Linked DNA regions of Homo sapiens: region 1 is linked to region 2. Evidence: read pairs that join two places in POLR2A ChIA-PET (ENCODE). Cell type or tissue: A673. All regions are shown on one strand. Links, peaks and the distances in the headings refer to the core of each region. The heading gives the core; the rest is flanking DNA.

Region 1 (5,367 bases), core at 155-5,154, 880 kb before region 2:
CATGGTTGATTTCCTATATGGCATAGTTAAATGTGTTTATCCGTGTTTGATATCTAAAGGGCCATGCTACATATAGACTGCCAACTAAGGTTTTATCTGATGATAATAAATTGTTGTATTTCATGACGACAGCAACAACAACAATAATGTACTTAACTAGTCACTGTGCAAATTGCTTTACATACATTTTCTCATGTAATCATAATAATAACCGTATGAGTTTTGCTTACTATTGTTTTCCTTAATTAAAATGAGTAAAGTGAAGCTTAGGCTAAGTAACATGTCCATAGCCAAACAGTTAGTCACTGGCAGGAGTGTGACTGACTCCAAAGTCTATATTCCTAATTACTGTGTTCTACTTTTTAATAGAGAGCTCTTGAAGGTCCAAGGAAAGGAATGCATAATGGTGTGGTCAAGGCATTAGTGTTAATATTTGTAGAAAGGGTAATTAACAACAGTCTGAGCAATCACATTCTAACAACTAGTAAGGTTGGCAGGAGCCTCAGTATAATGGTGTGAGGAACGAAATCATTATAGTGCCAAATAGAGTATACCATCTCTTTAGTACAATGTCTTTCAAAATGAGGCTGATTGTGTTGGCTTTATATTTGACTCCTTAATAATTAAGGCAGTAAATTCTAGCTGGAGCTAAATACCTACAAGGCCTAAAACAGCATAATGGACAACCTGGCAGGTGTCCTTGCTGGAAGATGACAAGAGTGCTGAAAGGAGAGTCCTGGTTTTTCTCCCAAGACATGACATTTGGGGGCTTCCATTAAAAAATTACCAAGCCTCTGCCACTGTAATCTCTTCCTTAAGTGCCTATGATTTTTTCACAGTCACAGGTCTATGCCTGGTCAATACCCAGTGGCCAGGTCTCTGAGCTGCGTGCAGAGATGGCAGCGACTTGGAGGGCTGGGAGGAGATAAGGGGAGGAAAGATCACTTTTCATGACAACTTACAACTTGATTCCACTTATAAGCCATTTATTTTCAGAAACAAGTAATGGGTGAGGACACAGGCCAGGTCCACAATTTGTGCACTTGAGAGATTAAGGCCTCCGAGATCAAATTACCACAGCAAACTGAGACAGAATTATTGTAGGGATGTTTGGGGAGGATGCAGAGAGAAGAGGAAGAAGCCAGAGACCCAAGAAAGGAGACAGGAATAGATTTTGATGAAAATTGCTTCCTACTCTGTACCCTTGAGGAAACAAAGAGGACAAATAAGAAGCAGCAGTGATAGGAGGCTGGGCGCTTCTCTGGAATAACACTGGCTAGGTAGTGGAGCATTGATAGTGAGTGTGCTTGGTTGGTGGAACGAAGGGATGTGCTAGTTCAGGCCTTTGAATTCTGGGTGTCAGGATCACAACCTTGGCTCCTTTAACTGTCCGCTCTAGGAGGGAAGCATGCCAAATGTCAGGTCTCACTCTGACTTTGTTCCAGTCCATAGCTAGAAAATGACCCATAGAGGAAGATCTACAGATGACAGAATACTGGGAGATGAAGAGAAAGGACGTTTTAGTGAGTGCTTTTTTTGCACATGAGGCAATAGATTTCAAATTCCTGTGGAAGAAATGTGAGAACCTGGGAAGAGTGAATATTCAGAACTGAGCAGCAGAGGCAATGACACAGCATGGAAAGATTTCCTCTGATCCTTCTACCTTCTCTTTTACTGAAGTGAATTTGTTGTCTCTGTGTTGCCTCTATAGCAGTACAAGAGGAAACTTGGGGACACAGAAGAACAGAAGTCTAAGGAGTCTTATATTTAAGGAAGATAAGCTGCAGTCATTGAAATTGCTGGTTATTGTAAGATAAATCCCAGACTCCCACATTTTGCTTAATGACAGCAGATTTTTTTTTTTTTTTAACTGCAAAGCATTAATGGAATCCAAATTCCAGCCTGGCTTAGGAGATCAACAGTAACGCTCTTGATTTAATGGTTTTGCAGACTCTTGAAGACATTGTCATCCATTAAAGAAAAAATTTTAAATTACTCTTGAAAGAAAATGTCTTGGGTGATAAATGTAAAAGATTTGAAGCAAGATTAGAAAAAGCTTGAGAGAAGAATCTCTTTAAAAATTTTACCAGATTTTCCCCATTGTCGCCAAAATGGGTCAAATAATAGATTTGCCTACAGCTTCATGGAGACTATTTTTTTAAACAGAGCATTTTAAACATTTAAATATTGGTTATTTGCCAAGGCACACACTGAAAATAAGGGCCACTTGGCCGAGAGCAGAATTGAGTCTTGGATCCCAGGATGCTGGTTTTAGGCTTGCTCCCGGAAAGAGGGCAGCATTTGCCATCCCCCTCCTTTTGCCCTAGGAGTTGAGCACTTTCTGCAGTACTTAAGAGTGTCCAGGGAAGATGTGGGAGTCAGGTGAATAGTTCCCATCGCCAGTAACCCCAGAGCGCCTCCCCCTGCGTTGTTTCCTTTTAATGTTAGATCCGCCGCCTGGGTGCCCATACTTAGCTAAGGCCCCTCAGTTTATTTTCCTGAATTGCGCTTGGAGATCTTTTCCTGGGGAGCTGATAGCCAGACTTCTAGGGGCTTGACTGCTTTTCCCAGACTAATCTCCTTAAAGACCCGTTAAGCAGGGGAGAGACGGTGGAGACTGGATGAACTGGACAGTGGGGGTAGGGAGAAAGGGAGTGGCCGTGTTCCTGCGGTCCGCTGGGATCCGGCAGGTCCAGGGTGAAGGAGATGGGGCTGGAGAGGCTGAGCAGTCCGGGTTCGCTGTCCGCCACTTCGGCGCGGAATCAGAGCAGGACTTGCTGAGCCCTCCTACCGCTCCCTTTCCCCCTCCCCCTCTGTCTTCCCTTCTGTTTCCTTTTCCCTCCCCCTGGAGCTGTAGCGGCAGCAGCAGCAGGAAGCCGAGCCGGGTTGAGCGACTCGGAGGCGAGCGGAGGAGCTGGAATATGGGGAGTCAGCGAGGACGGTGGGGCCAGGAGCCCTTGGGAGGGCCTACGGAGGGAGCGGCCCCAGGCGCTTTCTAGAGCGTGAGCGGTGGGGGAGCAGGCGCAGGGTGGCACGAGCGGAGGCGGGGCCCGGGCGTGGGGCACGGCTGGGGAAGCTGCCGCCTCCGGCCCTGCCCGGCTGCCTCCGCCGCGGCCAGTGGCTATGGAGCAGGCGGGCACCAGACCTGCGGCGACAGAGCATCCACGGCTCCGGCGGCCCATGCCCTGGCTGCTGCTACTGCCTCTCCTGCTGCTGTTGCTGCTGCTGCTACCTGGCCCTGCGGCCTCCCAGCTGCGATACTCTGTGCCAGAGGAGCAGGCACCCGGCGCGCTCGTGGGCAACGTGGCTCGCGCGCTGGGGCTTGAGCTGCGGCGCTTGGGGCCGGGTTGCTTGCGCATCAACCATCTGGGTGCGCCCAGTCCGCGCTACCTGGAGCTGGACCTGACGAGTGGAGCGCTCTTCGTCAACGAGCGCATTGATCGGGAGGCGCTGTGTGAGCAGCGGCCTCGCTGCCTGCTCAGCTTGGAAGTGCTGGCGCACAACCCCGTGGCGGTGAGCGCCGTTGAGGTGGAAATATTGGACATCAACGACAACTCACCGCGTTTCCCGCGGCCCAACTACCAGCTTCAGGTAAGCGAATCGGTGGCGCCTGGAGCGCGCTTTCACATAGAGAGTGCGCAGGACCCCGACGTGGGCGCCAACTCAGTACAGACCTACGAGCTCAGCCCCAGCGAGCACTTCGAGCTGGACCTTAAGCCCCTGCAGGAGAACAGTAAAGTGCTTGAGCTGGTGCTGCGTAAGGGCCTAGACCGGGAGCAGGCAGCCTTGCACCACCTGGTTCTCACAGCCGTGGATGGGGGCATCCCAGCCCGCTCGGGTACGGCACAGATCTCTGTGCGTGTCCTGGACACTAACGACAACTCTCCTGCCTTTGACCAGTCCACTTATCGCGTCCAGCTACGGGAGGACTCACCCCCAGGCACATTGGTGGTGAAGCTGAATGCCTCAGACCCGGATGAGGGCTCCAATGGTGAGCTCAGGTACTCCTTGAGCAGCTACACGTCGGACCGGGAGAGGCAGCTCTTCAGCATAGATGCCAGTACCGGGGAAGTGCGAGTAATTGGGGGGCTGGATTATGAGGAAGCCTCCTCCTACCAGATCTATGTGCAGGCGACTGACCGGGGTCCAGTGCCCATGGCAGGTCACTGCAAGGTGCTGGTGGACATCGTGGACGTGAATGACAATGCCCCAGAGGTGGTGCTCACGGACCTGTATAGCCCAGTGCCTGAGAATGCTACACCCAACACCATTGTGGCCGTTCTCAGTGTCAATGACCAAGACTCAGGCCCCAACCGGAAAGTGAGCCTGGGTCTGGAGGCCACACTGCCTTTCCGACTGAATGGCTTTGGAAACTCCTATACACTGGTGGTGAGCGGCCCACTGGACCGAGAGCGGGTGGCTGTCTACAACATCACGGTGACAGCCACAGATGGGGGAATACCGCAGCTCACATCCCTGCGTACACTGAAGGTTGAGATCTCTGACATCAATGACAATCCACCAAGCTTCCTGGAGGACTCCTATTCCATCTACATACAGGAGAACAATTTGCCAGGTGTGTTGCTCTGTACTGTGCAAGCCACAGACCCAGATGAAAAGGAGAATGCAGAGGTGACCTACTCCCTTCTGGAGAGGGAGATTCAAGGGCTGCCAGTCACCTCCTATGTCTCCATTAACAGTGCCAGTGGCAGCCTTTATGCTGTCAACTCCTTTGACTATGAGAAGTTTCGGGAGTTCTTTGTGACTGTGGAGGCTCAGGACAAGGGGAGCCCACCACTGAGCAGCACTGTGACTGCCAACGTATATGTGGTGGACATGAATGACCATGCCCCTCACATTCTGTACCCTACCTCAACCAACTCGTCAGCAGCCTTCGAGATGGTGCCTCGAACTGCCCCTGCTGGCTACCTGGTCACCAAAGTCATAGCTATGGACTCAGACTCTGGGCAAAATGCTTGGCTTTTTTACCATCTAGCCCAGACTTCTGACCTGGACCTCTTTAAGGTAGAGCTGCACACAGGAGAAATTAGGACTACCAGGAAGATGGGAGATGAGAGTGGTAGCACTTTCAACCTGACCGTGGTGGTCCGAGATAATGGAGAGCCATCACTATCAGCCTCTGTGGCCATTACAGTAGCTGTGGTGGATAGGGTTTCCAAAATCCTCCCTGACACTCAGAGGCATGTTAAGAGCCCTCGGACATACTCTGAAATTACCCTTTATCTAATAATAGCATTAAGCACAGTGTCTTTTATATTTCTTTTGACAATCATCATTTTGAGCATCATCAAGTGCTACCGCTACACTGCGTATGGCACTGCATGCTGTGGAGGCTTCTGTGGAGTA
Region 2 (5,367 bases), core at 251-5,250:
TGCCCAATTCCGGGGAGACACTGCTTCTCAGGGGAATCTCCCCACCCCCCAGCCTCCAGGCTATCTCGCCTGTCCCTTGTCTGCCTTCTCAGGAAGCCCCTGGGCTGAGGAGAGGGCCAAGGAACAAGGTGAGGCCCTGTGAAAAGATTACCCCTCAAATCCAGCTTCCTCTAGGGGCTTAGTGCTAATGAGTTAATATTGCCATCACCTTTGATTTGGGAAGACGGAGGCTTCCGAAGGAGCCTCCCTGGGTAGAGCATGGGTAATCAAAGGGTCAGGAGCCCCTGTGGCTTTGCCTCCTTCCCAGCCAGAGGAGGATCCCTGGCTCTTTCTATAAGGGCGGCCTGGCCAGCCCAGCCTGGGGCATTTCCTGTTTATGGGCTTAGAAGGACAAGGGGAGGAGATCTGGGGATGAGAGTGAGTTGTAGGGACATTGGTGGTACCAGCAGGCCCTGGGAAATCCTTATGACTCAGCTGCTCTTGGTGGGTCCCTGCACTCTACTCACTGTGGCCCCGGACCTGAATTTCAGGTTTCCCCTTGCCCTTGCCAAGGACACACTCTGTCCTTGACTCCCTATTCCAGGTTTGCCCTCCTCCTACCCAAAGCCCCTGCCTCTGGTGCCTCTGGGCACCTGAATCCCTTCCCCTAAAGTCCATGCCTCCTGGTTCTAGCTCCATCTGCTTCCATCCCAGGTCTCTCCTCTTCCCCATTGTCCCTCCCAACCCATCCCACCCACTCTCTTCACCATCTAACCCTCTTTCCCCCTTTTCACCACAGTTCTCACCTACAGCCCTACTCATCTGGAGCCTGCCCTCCTTCTCCCTCCCTTATCTTGCTCTGGCTACAGAATCTCTAAGCAGAATTCCTTCCATTCACTCATTCATGCAACAAATATTTTCGGTGGTGGTAAATAAGTTAAACAACGTTCTGGCCTCCTGCAAACTTTTATTCTAGTGGGAAGAGGCAGAAATTGAAGGCTCAAAAAGATTAAATAATCATAGATTGGAATACGGTCAAGGAAAGGGACAAGGGGGGCCTGTGACCAAGATTGAAAGGGACACCTTCTATTCCCTTACTTAGATATGTTGTCAGGAAAGGGTCATAGGCAGCAGCCCTACAGGAACTACCCTAAGACAGAGGTTTGACAGAGACAGTCCCCCAGCTCATCTGCAAGCAGGGGGCATGGAAGCCACTAGACTCGGATGCTGTCCCCCTCATTCCCACCTGTTCTGCTGGACACCTTCCTCCTTAGTCAACCGTGACAGAGACATAAATTCGGGAGACCTCGACCTCCTCCCTACCACCCCAACCTCTGCCTCTGCTCCCAACCCACCAGCTTTTTCCAGCTACTGGGGTCTCCTGATAAGGCAGAGGGAATGAGGGTTAAGGGTACCAGTCCTTGGGAGTCATGCCTTTTTTTGTCCCTACGGAGGGGGGGACATTGAACACAGGGGCAAAAAAAAGACATGACTGTGTAAACATACAGCCTAAAAGCCGTAGGAACCACTACAGCTATAAGAAATGAAATATACATGTGCTGGGAAGGTTTTGGAGGGATCTTGGCCAGGAAAGGGTTCACGAGAGCAGCTTTCCTGAGTGTAGCATTTTGAGGGTTGGGGGGTAAGGAGGGCATTGGGCATATGGAACAGCTCCAAGCCACATGGAGTCAAGCGCATATGCACAAACACAGCTCAGGGACTTTGCCCTTCCCAGCGCTGCAGCCCCATGAAATATTTAGGTTTCTGGACGCTGCTCATCCCTTATTGTCCCCCTCAGCAAGTACGCTTCCCCTACATCATTTATGGCTGTCCCCTTTCCTCCCCTCTGAGGCCTGCAGAGAAGGGAAAAACAGACCCTAAACTGAAGAAGTGTGTCCCTCCAGACCTTGTGGGCAGAGGGCAGGATCCCAGCCTCATCCCCTACACGGGGACACCATAGTGAGTAGCCCTGGGAGCCAGGCAAGGGGGATGGGTCCAGGAACTGAGAGGCAATTTGGGCCCCCAAGAATGGAGAAGCAGTGGCAGGAGGAGGGGATTGGAAGATGCAGCTGTCCTGGCTCCAGAAGGACCCCGGAGAAAGGACAAGAGTCTGGAGTGATGATAAAAGCTGCCATTTATTGAGCCCTTACAATATACCATGCTAAGCAACTTACGTGCATTCTCACCTTAAATCCACACTGCATTTTTGGAATGTATTATCCTCATCTCATAGTTAGAAAAAGTGATGCACAGAGAGGTTAAGTAACTTGTCTGAGACAGTCAGCCCGTCCAGCTCCAGACCAAACTCACACACACACACACACCCTGACCTGTGTGGGTATGTGGAGGGGAGTCGTGCCAGGCCAGCGTCCACCCTACTCTCTCTTTCTCCCCAAAGACAGGGCTCCTTTCAGTATAATCCCCTCCCCCTGCTCCTCCTCCACTCACCAGTGGATTGGCCTAGATTAGCAATCCTATATCCTTTATCTGTTCCATACACAAATATTGGTGGCCAGAGGTCAGGAGACTCCCAGGAAGGGGAGAAAGGAAGGTGAGGAGCTAGACAGGGTGACCAGGAGAGAGTGAGAGTGAGAGCTAGAGCTAGAGACAGAGATACATGGAGACAGACGAGAAGGGGCAGAGTAAAAAGCAAGTGGGCGTGAAGGGGTGCTAGTGGCAGCTGGGAGGCTGTTAGAGAGACCCATCAGCCTGTATAGTCACAGCCCACCCCATCCACTGGGTGGCGATAGGATGGATGGCAGGTGGTAGAAGGAACTCCCACCCCCACCTTCACCCAGCTTTGTCTCCACCCACCCTCCCCCTTCACACCCCTGCTTCTCCTTCCCCTCCCCGACTGTCTTCTCCGGAACAATTCTGATTAGACTAAGTGACTAAGAGGTGGTTTCGGCCCGAACAGCCAATTAGGCCAGGAAGAAGAGAAAGTAGCTTCCCCAAGTCTTCCACCCCTACCCACCCACCCCCATCTGCCTTTTTCACCTAGACCAAGTATTCCTATCCCAAGACTACAGACTGTCAAGAAAGTTCCCTTGATTCTGCCCACTCCTTACTGCCCACTGTGCCCCGTTACCTGTGTCCAGACAGCCCCTAATCTACTGCTTAGTCCCCACCCTGAGCTCCTCCGTCCTCAGGGCCCGAATCCACTCACGTCTTCCTGGCAGGGTTGTAAGGAAAGGGTAGGGCTCTCCTTGGGAGGTTATCTTTCTAAGTCTCTTTATTTCTCTTTCTCCCTTCTCCCTCTCCCTCTCTCTCTCCTCTTCCTCTGGCACTTATTTCTAACATCCGTGGACCAGGCCTACTGGTTGCCATGGAGACGCACGGTGCAGCTGGATGGTGAGTGTGTGTGAGAGGAGCTGTGTGCGCTCTGCAGCAGGGGCGGGCGGCTGTGTGTGAAATGTATCCATGTTACAGGAAGCATTCTTTGAGGGGGAATCAGACAGGGATCCAGGCCGCCTCCTTGAAGTGAGACCCAGGCCAAGGGGGAAACTCTAAAAGGCCTAAGCCCCTAAACCCCTTGGTCATCTTCATCTGGGAAACATCCACCCCTTGGCCCCTGCAGGTCAGATACTAAATTCTGTTTCATCCAGGATCTGTAATGGCAGATTCTGGAGGGGCCCTAACCTGCCCCGCCTGCCCAAGAGGACTAGGAACCCCAGAACCCACTGGGAAAATAGCGGGCTGAGACCTGTCCTGAAACTGGGAGGGGGGTTGGGGGCAGCTATAGAACAGGTGGAAGATTAAGCTGGACAGATGGGCTGACTGATGAAGCCCACATCTCCCCAATATTACTCCAGGGGATGGGGTTGGAGGGGAAGGGGTTTGGCCCAGCAGGATGGAAACTCCCCTCCATTTTTTTCTTTTTTCTTGAGACCGAGATTCAATCTTGTTGCCCAGACAGGAGTGCAATGGTGTGATCTCGGCTCACCGCAACTTCCGCCTCCCAGGTTCAAGCGATTCTCCTGCCTCAGCCTCCCGAGTAGCTGGGATTACTGGCATGCGCCACCATGCTCGGCTAATTTTTTTGTTTGTTTGTTTGTTTGTTTTGAGACGGAGTCTCGCTCTGTCACCCAGGCTGGAGTGCAGTGGCGCAATCTCGGCTTACTGCAAGCTCCGCCTTCCGGGTTCACGCCATTCTCCTGCCTCAGCCTCCCGAGTAGCTGGGACCACAGGCGCCCGCCACCAAGCCTGGCTAATTTTTTTGTATTTTTAATAGAGACGGGGTTTCACCATGTTAGCCAGGATGGTCTTGATCTCCTGACCTCGTGATCCGCCCGCATCGGCCTCCCAAAGTGCTGGGATTACAGGCGTGAGCCACCGCACCCGGCTGTATTTTTTTTTTTAGTAGAGACGAGGTTTTTCCATGTTGATCAGGCTGGTCTCGAACTGCCCGCCTCAGCCTCCGAAAGTGCTGAGATTACAGGCGTGAGCCACCACACCCGGCCAACTCCCCTCCATTTCTACTCACTTTGCCCAGAAGGTTAGAAGAAAAGAAACCCAGGTAACTGCCCTGAGGAATCTTAGCATCTTAGAGTACTGTGGCTATGCTCTTTTCTCCCACTTCAGGGCCTTTGAAGGCAATTTCCCTGCAGTTTCCTTGTATCTGGAATGTTCTTTGCCAAGCTCTAAAACTTCAGGGTTATTTTTTTTTTTCTCTTTTTTGAGACAGGGTCTCACCTTGTTGCCCAGGCTGGAGTACACTGGCCAACCTTCAGGTTTCCTCAGGGAAGCTTCCCTGGCTGGGTAAAGCAGCCCCCTCCCCTCCCCCACCTCCAGTTATCCTCCTTCTTGTCCCACTGTTTGTTTCCTTCACAGCACTTTAACACAATCTATAATTATCTCATTTATTTGTTTATTGTCTGTCTTTTCCTCTAGAATGCAAGTTCCCAGAGAGAGAGAGTAGGCATCATGCCTGTCTTATTCAGCACCATAATGCTAGCACCTGAGACAGTGCCTGCCACTTAGTAGGTGTTAGACGTGTGATAAATAAAAAAGTGGACAAATTATCTCATTGAAGCCCCACAATAACCTTTGGTGATGGTAAGCACTATTATCCCCACCTTACAGAGGAAGAAACTGAGGCTCAGCCACCTACCCAAGGTCATGCCACTAGAAATAAGTACAGCCAAATTTCTAACGTAGGTCTCTCTGACTCCAAGTTTGATGGAAAGTGGGGACCATTCTTTTGTTTGTTTTCCGAGATGGAGTCTTGCTCTGCTGTCCAGGCTAGAGTGCAGTGGCACAATCTCGGCTCACTGCAACCTCTGCCTCCCGGGTTCAAATGATTCTCCTGCCTCAGCCTCCCAAGTAGCTGGGATTACAGGTGCGCACCACCGTGCCCAGCTAATTTTGATATTTTTAGTAGAGATGGGG

The links. ChIA-PET counts read pairs that join two places held together with the same protein. Peaks named below come from ENCODE experiments on the same cell type or tissue, not always from the same donor. Only the 100,000 strongest peaks of a DNase experiment are listed, where the experiment ranks them.
Region 1: POLR2A ChIA-PET joins it to region 2 with 10 read pairs; 3 of 35 experiments call an interaction of 5 or more read pairs at or near these places.

Annotation. Positions count from the first base shown.
Region 1 is chr5:140,963,644-140,969,010 of GRCh38, forward strand. The region is part of intron 1 of PCDHA1 (protocadherin alpha 1); the gene reads left to right. All of the region lies in intron 1 of PCDHA2 (protocadherin alpha 2), which reads left to right. All of the region lies in intron 1 of PCDHA3 (protocadherin alpha 3), which reads left to right. The region is part of intron 1 of PCDHA4 (protocadherin alpha 4); the gene reads left to right. It also overlaps PCDHA5, PCDHA6, PCDHA7, PCDHA8, PCDHA9 and PCDHA10, and 6 more genes. In A673, for the core only: no CTCF peak of the experiment used is centred there; a DNase peak (open chromatin) is centred at 2,868; H3K4me3 peaks cover 1,842 bases; H3K27ac peaks cover 1,254 bases.
Region 2 is chr5:141,842,922-141,848,288 of GRCh38, forward strand. No RefSeq gene overlaps it. Among named protein-coding and RNA genes, the nearest start is that of PCDH1, 33 kb to the right of the region's middle. RefSeq lists a silencer at 3,183-3,477 and an enhancer at 3,855-4,676. In A673, for the core only: a CTCF peak has its summit at 2,693 (motif pointing right); a DNase peak (open chromatin) is centred at 3,310.